Linked DNA regions of Homo sapiens: region 1 is linked to region 2. The links are chromatin contacts, found by Hi-C or POLR2A ChIA-PET in ENCODE. All regions are on one chromosome and are shown on one strand. Each heading gives the region's core, a stretch centred on a gene start or an enhancer-like site at or near the end of the contact. The rest is flanking DNA. Distances are from core to core; before and after follow the strand shown.

The links. A loop is a pair of places that touch in the nucleus more often than their neighbours do. ChIA-PET counts read pairs that join two places held with the same protein, here RNA polymerase II (POLR2A). Pooled maps may share reads with other maps.
Region 1: a pooled map shows a loop between it and region 2 (2.4-fold over the local background). The contact joins two enhancer-like sites. A Hi-C loop is called at or near these places in 3 of 168 maps with a recorded cell type or tissue (CD4-positive, alpha-beta T cell, PC-9 and mammary epithelial cell) and 9 of 50 pooled maps. POLR2A ChIA-PET finds 5 or more read pairs at or near these places in 9 of 52 experiments (B cell, BJ, CD4-positive, alpha-beta memory T cell and 6 more).

What each region holds. Positions count from the first base shown.
Region 1 is chr6:14,751,149-14,757,495 of GRCh38, reverse strand. No RefSeq gene overlaps it. Among named protein-coding and RNA genes, the nearest start is that of LINC01108, 470 kb to the right of the region's middle. Within about 2 kb of position 2,400, at least 4 of the 41 ENCODE cell types and tissues checked have a DNase peak (open chromatin) inside an H3K27ac peak, as active enhancers do.
Region 2 is chr6:14,706,850-14,712,945 of GRCh38, reverse strand. The region is part of intron 1 of LOC101928354 (a long non-coding RNA gene); the gene reads left to right. Among named protein-coding and RNA genes, the nearest start is that of LINC01108, 420 kb to the right of the region's middle. RefSeq lists an enhancer at 5,849-6,096. Within about 2 kb of position 1,730, at least 6 of the 41 ENCODE cell types and tissues checked have a DNase peak (open chromatin) inside an H3K27ac peak, as active enhancers do.

The sequences.
Region 1 (6,347 bases), core at 1,151-3,650, 44 kb before region 2:
GATGCAGGCCCACCTTCCTCTTTGTCCCCCTTAAACTGTGCTCATTCCTGCCTGCTGTGCTTCTTGACTAGGGCAGCACTACAGCTGCCCAAATGCCACTGGAAAAAGTGTGTGTGTCTAGTTTTCAGTAGTTAGGACTAGGGGCTTGACCAGCATTTAGTGGGAGGGAGGCCAGGGATGCTACAAATCCCCAAGTGCATGGAACAGTCACACATCATATTGTCACTGAAGCCCCATTGAGAATTACTGCACACTGGCCTTCACTCAGCTCTGTGAACCTTCCCTTTCACCCTACCCCAGGGCCTTTGCACGAGCTATTCATCTACCTGGACTGCTGTTCACTTACTCTTCACATGGTTTAGATAGCCTGACAAACATGATCTTCTCAGAGAGGCTTTCTCAGACTGTAAAGTACTCACTTGTTCACTTTCTTTCACATTAGTGTTTTGTTTTGTTTTTAAATACTCCTGCATAGAGAGCACTATCACTATTTGATGTTTTTAAATCGATTCTTCTTTTGTTTTGTTTTTGAGACGGAGTTTTGCTCTTTCACCCAGGCTGGAGAGAAGTGGTGTGATCTTGGCTCACTGCCACCTCCGCCCCCTGGGTTCGAGAAATTCTCCTGCCTCAGCCTCCCAAGTAGCTGGGATTATAGGCGCCCACCACTACGCCCAGGTAATTTTTGTATTTTTAGTAAAGATGGGGTTTTGCCACATTGGCCAGGCTGGTCTCAAACTCCTGACCTCAGGTGATCCATCCGCCTTGGCCTCCCAAAGTGCTAGGATTACAGGCCTGAGCCACTGTACCTGGCCAAACTGATTCTTCTATTTGCTTGTCTCTTCTGACTAGAATGTAAGCTTCATGAGAGCAAGCATGGTGCCCGGATGCCCAGGATCTAGAGCAGAGCCTGGCACACAGTAGGTGCTCTCATGTAAATGCTGAGTGAGTGAGTGAATCATGAGCTCTGAAGCTGGAAGCCTAGGAGAGCCTTGGGGGTCAGGGACAGAGGAAGGAAAGAGATGGGGCAAGAGGCAGGGCAGGGACAAAGAAGGAATTGGTGAATCGTGGTGGCAGGGCTGAGGAAGCACTAGTCAGGGCAATGGATTGAACACAATTGGCCTTCCCAGACTGAGAATGCAGCCAGTGTAAGGATTCCTGGAAGAGCTCTGGGTCGAGTACCCTCTCCTTCTCCTCATACAACAGGGATAGGCTTATGGAGCTCATTATCCCTACGATGGTGGAGACTGGGAAACGGAACCATCTTCCCTTGGTGTAGAGAAACTCATGGATGACAAGTTTTCTTTTAATAAGTTATCTGGATAATTGGGGGCCAGGTGGAAAACTCAGCTACAAAGTTGATGTTGAGAAGGACTCATTCATCTTTTATGGAACGCCCTTTCTTGTCTTTGCAAGAGCCGGACATTGTGTTAGATAGGATGTGGACTCTCCAGTGTGGCCAACCTGGCTTTTTAGGGACTAGGAGTTCTCTGGATTGAGTGTTAGCTCATTTCCTGGTTCAATTCTTTGAGAGGCCCCACCTGCCTAAGTGCTGCATATACCCGGTTACAGTTACCAGAACACCTTCTTCCAAGCCACCAGCATCTCCTGCCTGAATTTTTGGACTAACTGGTGTCCCTGCCTCTGGTTTTGGCCCTAATAATCCATTCTCCACACAGCAACCTGAGTGACCTTGTTTTTTTTTTTTTTGAGACAGAGTCTTGCTCTGTCGCCCAGGCTGGAGAGCAGTGGTGCGATCTCGGCTCACTGCAAGCTCGCCTCCCGGGTTCACGCCATTCTCCTGCCTCAGCCTCCCGAGTAGCTGAGACCACAGGCCACCACGCCTGGCTAATTGTTTTTTGTATTTTCAGTAGAGACGGGGTTTCACCATGTTGGCCAGGCTGGTCTCGATCTCCTGACCTCGTGATCTGCCCACCTCAGCCTCCCAAAGTGCTGGGATTACAGGCGTGAGCCACTGCGCCCGGCCCTGAGTGACCTTTAAAAAGCAGAAATCAGATCATATCATTCACCTGCTTAAAATTCTCCAAGAGATTACATTTAGAATAAAATCCACATTCTGTATTGTGTATTATGGGTTGAACTGTGTCTGCCCCGTCACAAGTTGCTGAAGTCGCAAGCACCTGTGAATGTAGCCTTATTTGGAAAGAGGAAAAGAGACAGAACATATATTCAGCAAGCTTCTTCAAGCACCTTCAAATTGGGTCATCTCAAAGTACATACGGTAATGAAAACAATGTAATGTTTTCCAAGCCAGCCGCAGCCCTTATTTTTTCCTCCGAAGTCCTCTATTTTACTCAGTTTGCTTTACAGAAAGTTTCATTTTCCATCTTGCGGCACCCTCGGAACTTCGGAGGTGAGAGATGCCGATGTTCTCAACTGGGCGAGGGCGGCCGTTTTGTTAATTCTCTTTGCGCTGCTAACTTGCTGGGTGACCTTAGTGTTTTAGTTAACCTCGTGAGGGCCTCAATTATTCTATAGAAAATTCGACGAGAATACGTTACACCACAGGGGACTGGTGATGAAGGAAGAATCCAATATATGTGAGAGCTCATGGAGGAACTTTCTGAGTCGACTTTCTCTGTCTTAGTTTTGTTATTTCAACTCTCCCCGCAGGGCCCTGTCCTCGGGGCAGCCCCTCTTCACCTCCCTGCCACCTCTCCCTCATATGGGTTTCCGAAACGTCACTCACCACCAAATTCACAGTCTGCAGTATATGTGAGGACTAATTCACTGTTGTTTGCTTAATATTGTGTTAACTCACTTTAAAAATTAAGTTGGTTTATTTAAAAAGGGAAAATTTGACTGGGCACAGTGGCTCATGCCTGTAATCCCAGCACTTTGGGAGGCCAAAGTGAGAGGATTTTCTTGAGTTCAGGAGTTCAAAACCAGCCTGGGCAACATAGTGAGACCCCTGTCTCTAAAAAAAAAAAAAAAAAAAAAAAAAAAAAAAAAATTAGCCAGGCATGGTGGCACACCCTTGCAGTTCGAACTACTTGAGAGGCTGAGGTGAGAGGATCGCTTGAGCCCAAGAGTTCAAGGCCACAGTGAGCTGTGATCATAGCACTGCACTCAGCCTGGGGGACAGAGTAAGACCATGTCTTCAATAAATAATTAATTAAAAGGGAAAATTTATGTCAGTATATATAATGACAATGAAATCATAAGTTTGTCAAGTATATATTTTTCCTAATACACATTTGTATTACTACACGATTATTAAAATGAAAACTCACCCCACTCTCTAGCACAGTCATTATGGAAAACAGTGTGAAATTTCCTCAAAAAATTAAAAATAGGACTACCCTATGATCCAGCAATCCTGCATCTCGGTATACAGCTAAAATAAATGAAATTAGTATGTTAGGGAGATCTCTGCACCCCCAGGTTCACTGCAGCACTGTTCACGCTAGCTGAGATATGGAAACAACTCAAACGTCCATCCATGAATGAATGGATAAGGAAAATGCGATATGTATGTATATGCATATATATGTCACATAAAGAATATTCCATGATATCTACATATAATGAAATGCTTTACATATATAAAATGGAATATTATTCAGCCATTAAAAAAGAAGGAAATCCTGTTATTGGCAACAAATAAATGGACCCGGAGGAGATTATGCTAAGTGAAACAAGCCAGGCAGAGAAAGACAAATACTGTGTGATCTCACTTATGGGTGGAATCTCAGAAAGCTGAACTCATAGAAGCAGAGAGTAGAATGGTGGTTGGCAGAGGCTGGCCTGGTGGATGGGCCAGGGTTGTAGAGATGTTGGTCAAAGAATATAAAATTTTAGTTAGATAGAATAAGCTCAGGAGATTAATTGTACAACATAGTGACTATAGTTAATAATAATATATTATATACTTGAAAATTGCTAAGATAGATTTTAAATGTTCGTATTACAACAAATGATAGGTATGTGAGATATTGGATATGTTAATTAGCTTGATTTAGCTAGTTGGAATGCCAGTGTATGCATATGTGAAAACATCATGTTGTACACCATAAAAATATACAATTCTTGTTATATTTATCAATTTAAAAAATTCAGTATCTGTGGAGTCCTGGCTTAAGGACTTCTTCCTCAACGACAGCTTCCCGAGCCTCCAGGCTACTTCAGTCCCCCTTATATACCTGTGCTTTTTCCTCTTTTGTGACACTCTTCACATCCTCCTGTAATTATCACCTCCTACTGCCTCTTCCATTAGAATGTAAGCTTGTATATCCAGGGTCTAGCACAGCACCTGGCACATAAAAGGTGTTCAAAACATTTGTGTGGAATTAAATAAAAATTCATCTCTGGCTGGGTGCGGTGGCTCATGCCTATAATCCTGGCACTTTGGGAGGCTGAAGCGGGTGGATCACCTGAGGTCAGGGGTTCAAGGCAAACCTGGCCAACATGGTGAAACCCCATTTCTACTAAAAATACAAAAATTAGCTGGGTGTGGTGGTGGATGCCTGTAATTCCAGCCACTCGGGAGGATGAGGCGGGAGAATCGCTTGAACTTAAGAGGCGGAGTGAGATTGCACCGTTGCATTCCAGCCTGGGCAACAAGAGAGAAACTCCGTCTCAAAAAAAAAAAAAAAAAAAATCTGCACCAACTTAGGTCTTTCTGTAGACCATTAGTGGGAAATTGCAGTGCATGACACCTTCTCTTTCTCTGTCTTTCAGTCCAGTGCTTGCCAATCTGGGGACATTTGTGGTACCTCTGAGCAGCCAGGTCAGAGCTTACTCCTAGGAGCTGGGGGACGCATAGTTAGAATTCTAGTCACTTCCTCTAATGGTCCAAATTTTAAGTATTGATATGTACAGAGAGTGAAGAGCTTGGTTAGGGCCATGGACTTCTCAAAGCTGTGAGTCTTGGGGATGAGTAATTAGTGGGTAATTGGCAACTTATTTTTCTGTCACAAAGACTTCTTTCCATATAAAGCATATTCCCACAGGGAGTGTTTTGCTCTTCTTGAAGATGATGTCTGGCCAGTACTTACATCTCCATGGGGTCCCCAAAGCAGGGCCTAAATCTTTTTACCTGTTATTCCCTTGACTTTTTACATCTGGTTCTATTAGAACTTTCCACAAGTTTCGGAACCACTGCAAAACAGAACTGTGCAGGCATGGTAGATGTCTTGGCACATGTCTGGTTGTGCATGGGTACTGAGTCCTTGACAGTGGTTTTCTAGAAAAATTGTGTGCTCCTTATCTATTTGCTAATTCCTTCCACATATCACAAGACTTTTCTGTAAATTCCCTCAGTCTTGACAAAGTTATCTTGTAGACCTGTGTAGTGATTTTGATGGCTGCACAGAGCTGTTTGTCTTGTTCAGAACTAAATTAATAACACTACGATGGCACCTACTTTAGCACCAAACTTCTTAAACTCTCCTAATATACGAATCAGCATGTCAGCGAAATATATATATATTTTTTCTGGATAAAGACAAGCCTGGTGAAATGGATTAGACATTCACATGGCATTGCATAATTCAGCATGCCGGTACGGTGCATATGATTTGCATTAATAGCCTGCACTGGAAGCTGCTGCTCATAGGTTTCTCTCATTAGGTCGAATATGGAAGATTCCAGACTGTCAATCAATTACAGTAATTTCCTTTTCCATATTTATTCCATCACCATCATTGACAGCTACCATTAAGTGACATTAATACAATACAATATCATCTTGCATTTCTACAGAGCATCTCAGGGTGCCTAATAGTTCCTCTTCAGCCAAGAAATCATATTACAAAGGAAAAAGTACCCTCATTCTCTAGGTAGAAAATATGCTGCCAACTCTCTTGGATAACGTGGGAGTTGCCCAAATCCCTGGGGATGCCCCTGACTTCTGGGCATGGGTGTTTATTTTTCTGTTGTCCAAAAATATTCAAGACTGTGACTCTACAGACTGGAGTGGCTTAGTGGGCAGGGATGACTTTCCAAGACGCATACCTGACCACACTTTCCACCTCTATTCAGCCTTGATTTAGAACACGTTTACAAGGCAGGGCTGGTGGGGACCCTTGTGGGGGAATTCACTTTCTTTCTTTCTTTCTTTCTTTTTTTTTTTTTTTTGAGACGGAGTCTCGCTCTGTCACCCAGGCTGGAGTGCAGTGGCGCGATCTTGGCTCACTGCAAGCTCCGCCTCCCGGGTTCACGCCATGCTCCTGCCTCAGCCTCCTGAGTGGTAGCTGGGACTACAGGAGCCCGCCATCAAGCCCGGCTAATTTTTTGTATTTTTAGTAGAGATGGGGTTTCATTGTGTTAGCCAGGATAGTCTTGATCTCCTGGCCTCGTGATCCACCCACCTCGGCCTCCCAAAGTGC
Region 2 (6,096 bases), core at 481-2,980:
TTCCTTTGTGAGGGTTGTCTGGCATCTTTTTTTTACTCCCTGGCTGGTTATTCACAAACCAGAGGAACAGTCCTCATGTACATCAAACTTACCTCTCAACTCTCCAGGTGCTAAACCTTCTCATGGAGAAGAACAAACTTGACTGCTAGCCCATTCTGCAGCAGAATTCTGAGAGCTAGGGCAGGCTCTGTTACAGGTCAGGAGAATTGGCCTGATTAGAAACCATTTGAGGTAGGGAATGGGGGCTCACACCTGAATCCCAGCACTTTGGGACACTGAGGCCAGGAGTTGGAGACCAGCCTGGTCAATACATGAGACCCTGTCTCTACAAAAAAAAAAAAAAAAAAAAAAAAAAAAAAAATTTTTAGTACTCCGAATAAATGTATCTGTAAAAGGAAAGCCACAGTAATTCAGAGTCATGGTTTATATACCTATTTCACATAAGATGCCACTGTATCTTCTCCTACAATTAATAAGTTGTCTTTTTAGTACAATTCAGGTCTCTTTGCTTTTGGGTCTTAGAAGCCTAATTTTCTAGGCTCTGGCTATCTTTGACTACTAATAATATCATAAAACTATGATAATGATAATAACTCTTATTTATAAGAGTTGATATCAGGCACTGGTGTAAGGGCTTTCCTTACGTTACTGAATCTAATCCGTACATAAGATCAGTGTAGTCAGCATGATTAGTATCATCTCTAGGTTACACATGAGGGAATCAGGGCTTAGAACATCTGAGAAAATCCAGTGACGATAGAGTTTGAATTCAAATTGACATCATTCTGATTCCAGAGCTGATTCTTAGCCATGTCATATTCTAAGTGACGTTGAGATGACACGCATGATCTCATTCAATCATGTGGCTTTAAAATCCATCTATATGATGGGTGAGCCTCAAATTTATATCTCTAACTTAAACCCTCCCCAGGCTTGGGGATGCAACTGCCTGCTGTCATTGTCAGTCCAATTTCTTTCTTTCTTTTTTTTGAGATGGAGTCCCACTCTGTCACCCAGGCTGGAGTGTAGTGGCACGATCTTGGCTCACTGCAACCTCTGCCTCCTGGGCTCAAGCAATTCTTCCACCTCAGCCTCCTGAGTAGCTGGGACTACAGGTGTCTGCCACACCCAGATAATTTTTGTATTTTTAATAGAGGTGGGGTTTCACCATGTTGGCCAGGCTGGACTCAAACTCCTGACTTCAGGTGACCCACCCGCCTCAGCCTCCCAAAGTGCTGGGATTACAGGCGCCCAGCCCCTCAGTTGAATTTCTAACAGGCACCTCACACCTAAGCTGACCTAACAAGCTTGTTCTTGCCCCCTTGCTCTCCCTGCTCCCTCAGTAAATTTGTCTCCATTCAGTTACTCAGGCCTCGATGAAGGAGTCACCCTTGACTCCTCTCTTTCACAGCTCACATGGACACCATCAGCAAATCCAGTGGGATGCCTGTATTCAGAATCCATCCACTCCTTCCCTCCTCCACTGTTGCTGCTCCTCTACTGTCTGTTTTCAACACAGATGTCAGAGTGAGTCAGCTTTTGTCACTTCCTTGCTCAAAATCTTATCTCATTCAGAGAGTTCCAGTTAGTAAGTTATCATCTTTCAGCTCCAAAGCCTTCCTTCAATACTTGATTCTATGCTGGGCCCCTGAACACTGCATTTCTCCTTTGTTGGGCTCCTTGTTGCACTCAGCCAGTAGGGGTTGCTAGAGAGGCTCCTACTCTTTCCCATGGGTATCCTGTCTGCCTGTGGCTCCTGTGTGCAGCACCCCAGTACTGCTGCTTCATCTTGGCAGCAGCAGTTTCTTCCTGTAGCAGCTGTTCAATCTACGTTGCAATTTTTCCTACACTCAAGAACCAGACTCATTGTGCCTTTTTAGGGCCACAGCACTGACTGCCATTGCCCCATCTTTGAGGTTTGGGTTCTAGCCCCATGGGACTGTTTTCTAAGCTTCTAAATTTTAATTATCCGACAGCCCCCTTTTTCTTCTGCCAGCCCCAGGGGTGGAGCTTCCTGAAGTTGTTATACGAAAGACACCTTAGAGTTGTCTTTTTACTCTTTCAGTTACCTGGTTAAGACTTTATTCCTAGAAAATTATTCTTTATATTAAATTAGCCGTGTTAAAATAACTGGTGTGGCTTCTGTCTCCTGGTTAGGCCCTGACTGATGTGCTGAGTTAAAGGTGAAGTCCTTAAAATGGTTTGCAAGGTTGCAAGCGATCTGGCTTCCGGCCACCTCTCCTGTCTTAGCTCCTTCCACTGTCACCGTCATTCCTCGCTCCTTTTGGCCCCTTGCTGTTCTGTAAACACACCAATCCCTCTCCTGCCTCACAGTCTTGGCCCTTTCTGATCCCTTTGCCTGAAAAACCCTGCCCTGCAATTCTACATGGCCTCTCTTTCCCCTGCTTGGGTCTTCCTGAGATGTTACCTCTTCAGTGAGACCTTCCCTGACCGCACCACATAATCCACATCCCCCACTCCCCCCACCCCTGCCTGGATGATTTCTGTCCTTCTTAATCTGCCTTGCTTTTTCCATAGCACCTATCACCATCTGATAGTCTGTTTATTCATACTTGATTATTTGTTAATTCCTGTGTCCCCCTAACTAGCAAATAAACACCCCAACAAGGCAGAACTTTTCCTACTTTAGTGATTGCTACATCCCAGACTTTATAACAGTGTCTGGCGCATATAAATGCTTGAAAAGTATTTGTTGAGTGAATAGTAAAATTGAAGTTCTGGACTGTCAGGATTAAGACTGTCCTAGGCCCGGTGCTAGAGGGAGAATCCTAAAGAGGACGCTGGCCTTAGAGGAAAATGGTAATCATGCTTCCCACACCACATGTCAGGGAGAGCAGATGGCAGTGTCAGCTCACAGTTCGCATGAGTTTGGGGTGTACTTTTGAAGACTGAGTAATGTCTTTTCTCTCCCTTCTCCAAATTGCTATTGTTAGACCTGAAAAAGCCTGTAATAAAATTTGGAAGCTACTGAGTTTATGACATCTCAACTTTACCCTCCATTTCCACCCCAAATGGCTTTTGAACTGACACTGAATTGCTGCCTTATTAAATACCATCCTGAGAACTTTACAGAACATTTTAAGTGATGCCGAGCTCCCATGAGCTTCAATCATAATGGAAGAGCCTGGGACCGTTGGTTGTCAGCTTTTTCTTGTCATCTACATGGGGACTGTCTGTGAGGGTGTGTCTGCTGGGTGAAGTGCCACACCTCGCTTCCGAGACGGGGCCTAGCTCGCTAATCCAAGAGGGCTAGCAACATTTGCAAACCAGGAAGAGGCAAGAGAGGACTTTCTTAACAGTAGCAGTTACTGGAGACCTAACTTCTGAGGGTTGCAGGTTGAATTGTCCCTAATTCCTGGGGATGACAGGTTCCACTCTGCCCTGCCAGATTATGGGGACGCTCCCTGAATTACAGTGGCAGCTGTTGGGTTCCACTGCTGCGACTCATCTCTTCAGTCTTGTTGGCCTTGGATCTCAGCCACCCGAGTTTCAGAAGGTGGTAAGCTGGCCAGTGTTCTTGGCCCCAGAACACGGTTGTGATTGGTGCCATGTTAAATGCGAGTAGCAATTATGGCTGCCGATTTGAAAGGAGGCTGAACACGCTGGCTTTCATCGGGTCACCTTTGCTTGGCCACATGAGACTTTCCACTTAGGAAAATGAGGGCTGAATTCTTGATCCAGACAGGCTCTTTCAAGGTGTTGCGTTTCTGCTCTCAGATAAGACAACCCTGTGAAGTTGGGTGCTTTCTGCACTGTCACTGAACTTGGTGCCCTGTGAAAGGAGATTCTCTCTCTTTTTTTTTTTTTGAGATGGAGTCTTGCTCTGTTGCCCAGGCTGGAGTGCAGTGACGCGATCTCGGCTCATGCAACCTCTGCCTCCCAGGTTCAAGTGATTCTCCTGCCTCAGCCTCCCGAGTAGCTGGGGCTACAGGCATGTGCCACCATGCCTGGCTAATTTTTTGTATTTTTAGTAGAGACAGGGTTTCACTATGTTGGCCAGGCTGGTCTCGAACTCCTGACCTCATGATCCGCCCGCCTCAGCCACGTAAAGTGCTGGGATTACAGGTGTGAGCCACCATGCCCGGCTGAAAGGAGATTCTTAAATACACAAAATCCTTCACTCCAAGGGTTTAGATTTTTTGCTCAGTTTTAGCTGCAGACTTTGCTCAGTTTAGAGCTACTAGGGCTTTAGTTTACTGTGCCATATTTGAAACTAAAAGTCTGAATTATGCTTTATTTTTTGCATGTGTTATAGATAGCACGTAATGAATAAGCACCCTCAGAATACCTAGCACCATGTTAGGGAAACACAACGCTGAGGCCTTGGTCGTTGTCCTCAGGAAACTCTCACTGTATTTACGGTCCAAAAGGAGGTCCAATAAAACAAGACTATATATAAGCATTAAAATATCTATAGAAAGTCAGAGGAGAAACAGGTAGTTGTGGATCTGTGTTTGTTGGAGAAGGCTTGATTGGAATGTGAGGTGGCCTTGAGGAAAGAGTGCAGATTTCGATTAATTGGGAGAAGGAGAAAGGCCGGTAAGGCCAGGGGGGCTTGAACAAGGTTTGGTGGCAAGAATCTGTGTAGTATCCATGGTGCTCTGCAAGTGGATGAGCCCTCTCCAAGGGAATCATTAGGAGGGAGATGAGCAGATGGGAAGGACAAAGCATTGGAGGACACCCAATTGGGTTGGGTAGACAGGATATGTGCATAGAAAGAGATGAGCCAGACTGTTGTTTGTGCAATTTAAAATATGAAGAGAAGAAAAGGGAAAAAAAAAAGATAAGGGATATTTGGCAATGTACCTTCAAAGCCAAATGAAGGTTGCCAATAAGAAGTGCTTCAGGACCTCAGCAGAGGAAGGAAACACCCAGGGCAGGATTTGTAGAGGATTGTTGAGGGGGAATAGGTCTTAAGACAAGGGAAAGGAAGGGGGAGAGGCAGGAGAAAGGGATGCATGCAGATAAAGGGGGCCTCAGAGCAAAGTTGACTCTAGAAGGGCTCTGGCTATTCGGTGAAGGAGGAGAAGGGTATTATTCAACCAGGAATGGGGCTGAAGACAAGGTGAGAAGGTCTTTAACTGTTGTTCTGGGGAAGGAGTCAGGGAGTGGATGAAGGACAAATACCAGGTTACTAAGTACCTGTCAGGGCCAAGCTGTATTTGGATGGCAGAAGCCACTGGTGGGCCAGGTCTAGGGGTCACAAGCCCTTCTCTAGGTGTGTTTGTAATTCAAGCAGCCAGGATTGGGTGTAGGTGGGGCTGGCTCAAAGAGGGCCTGGGAAGATGAAGTCTTGGTTGCTGATGAAGGCAGCATTTATACAGCTGAATACAAGGTCTGCCAGACTTCAGAGAGGATTCTTGGGAAATTGGAGGAGACCTGCTGTGTTAGGTGTGGAGGTGGAGCTGGTCTCATGCTGATGAAGTCCTGGGAAGACCTTGATTGGCCAACACAGAAATGAGCTGAGGAAAAGAAATAAGGGAAGTTGGAAGGAGAGTATTTGTGAAGAAAGCAGAATATTAAGTATTTTCTTTGATACTTCTTTATATACAGGAAGCTAGGTTGTCAGCAGTAGCAAGAATAACATGACAATGATGAGATAGCTAACTTAGAAGATCTTGGAACAAACCATTTTCCAAATACCTCTGGGTTTTCTTTGTTCTCTATCCAAACTCATTTTATTAAACACCCTTTGTTAATATTCTGATAGATTTTATAGAGGTCAAAAGAGCAGGGATTAGGCTTCGTTTGGAAACTCAGCTCCCTCATTTCCTAACTCATTAAATGAGTCCAAGTAGGAAACAAGTGCAGATATATTTGGAAGATATTAAAGAGACCTTGGGCAAATTACCTAATCTTTCACCCTTGGTTTTCTCATATGATGACAGTGCCTTTCTGATGGAGCCGTTATGAAGGTAAACATTAGGTTCCAACGCATGGGAACTACAGTTGTGTTAAAATGAGAATTTCCCAGGAGTTCGTGTGTTTCATTGTGAGGTGCTATTCAGCTCTGTCTATTTCCCTCACATCTGTCCTTTCTCTTTCTCATCCCCCACTCACTTAGTAAACATGTCT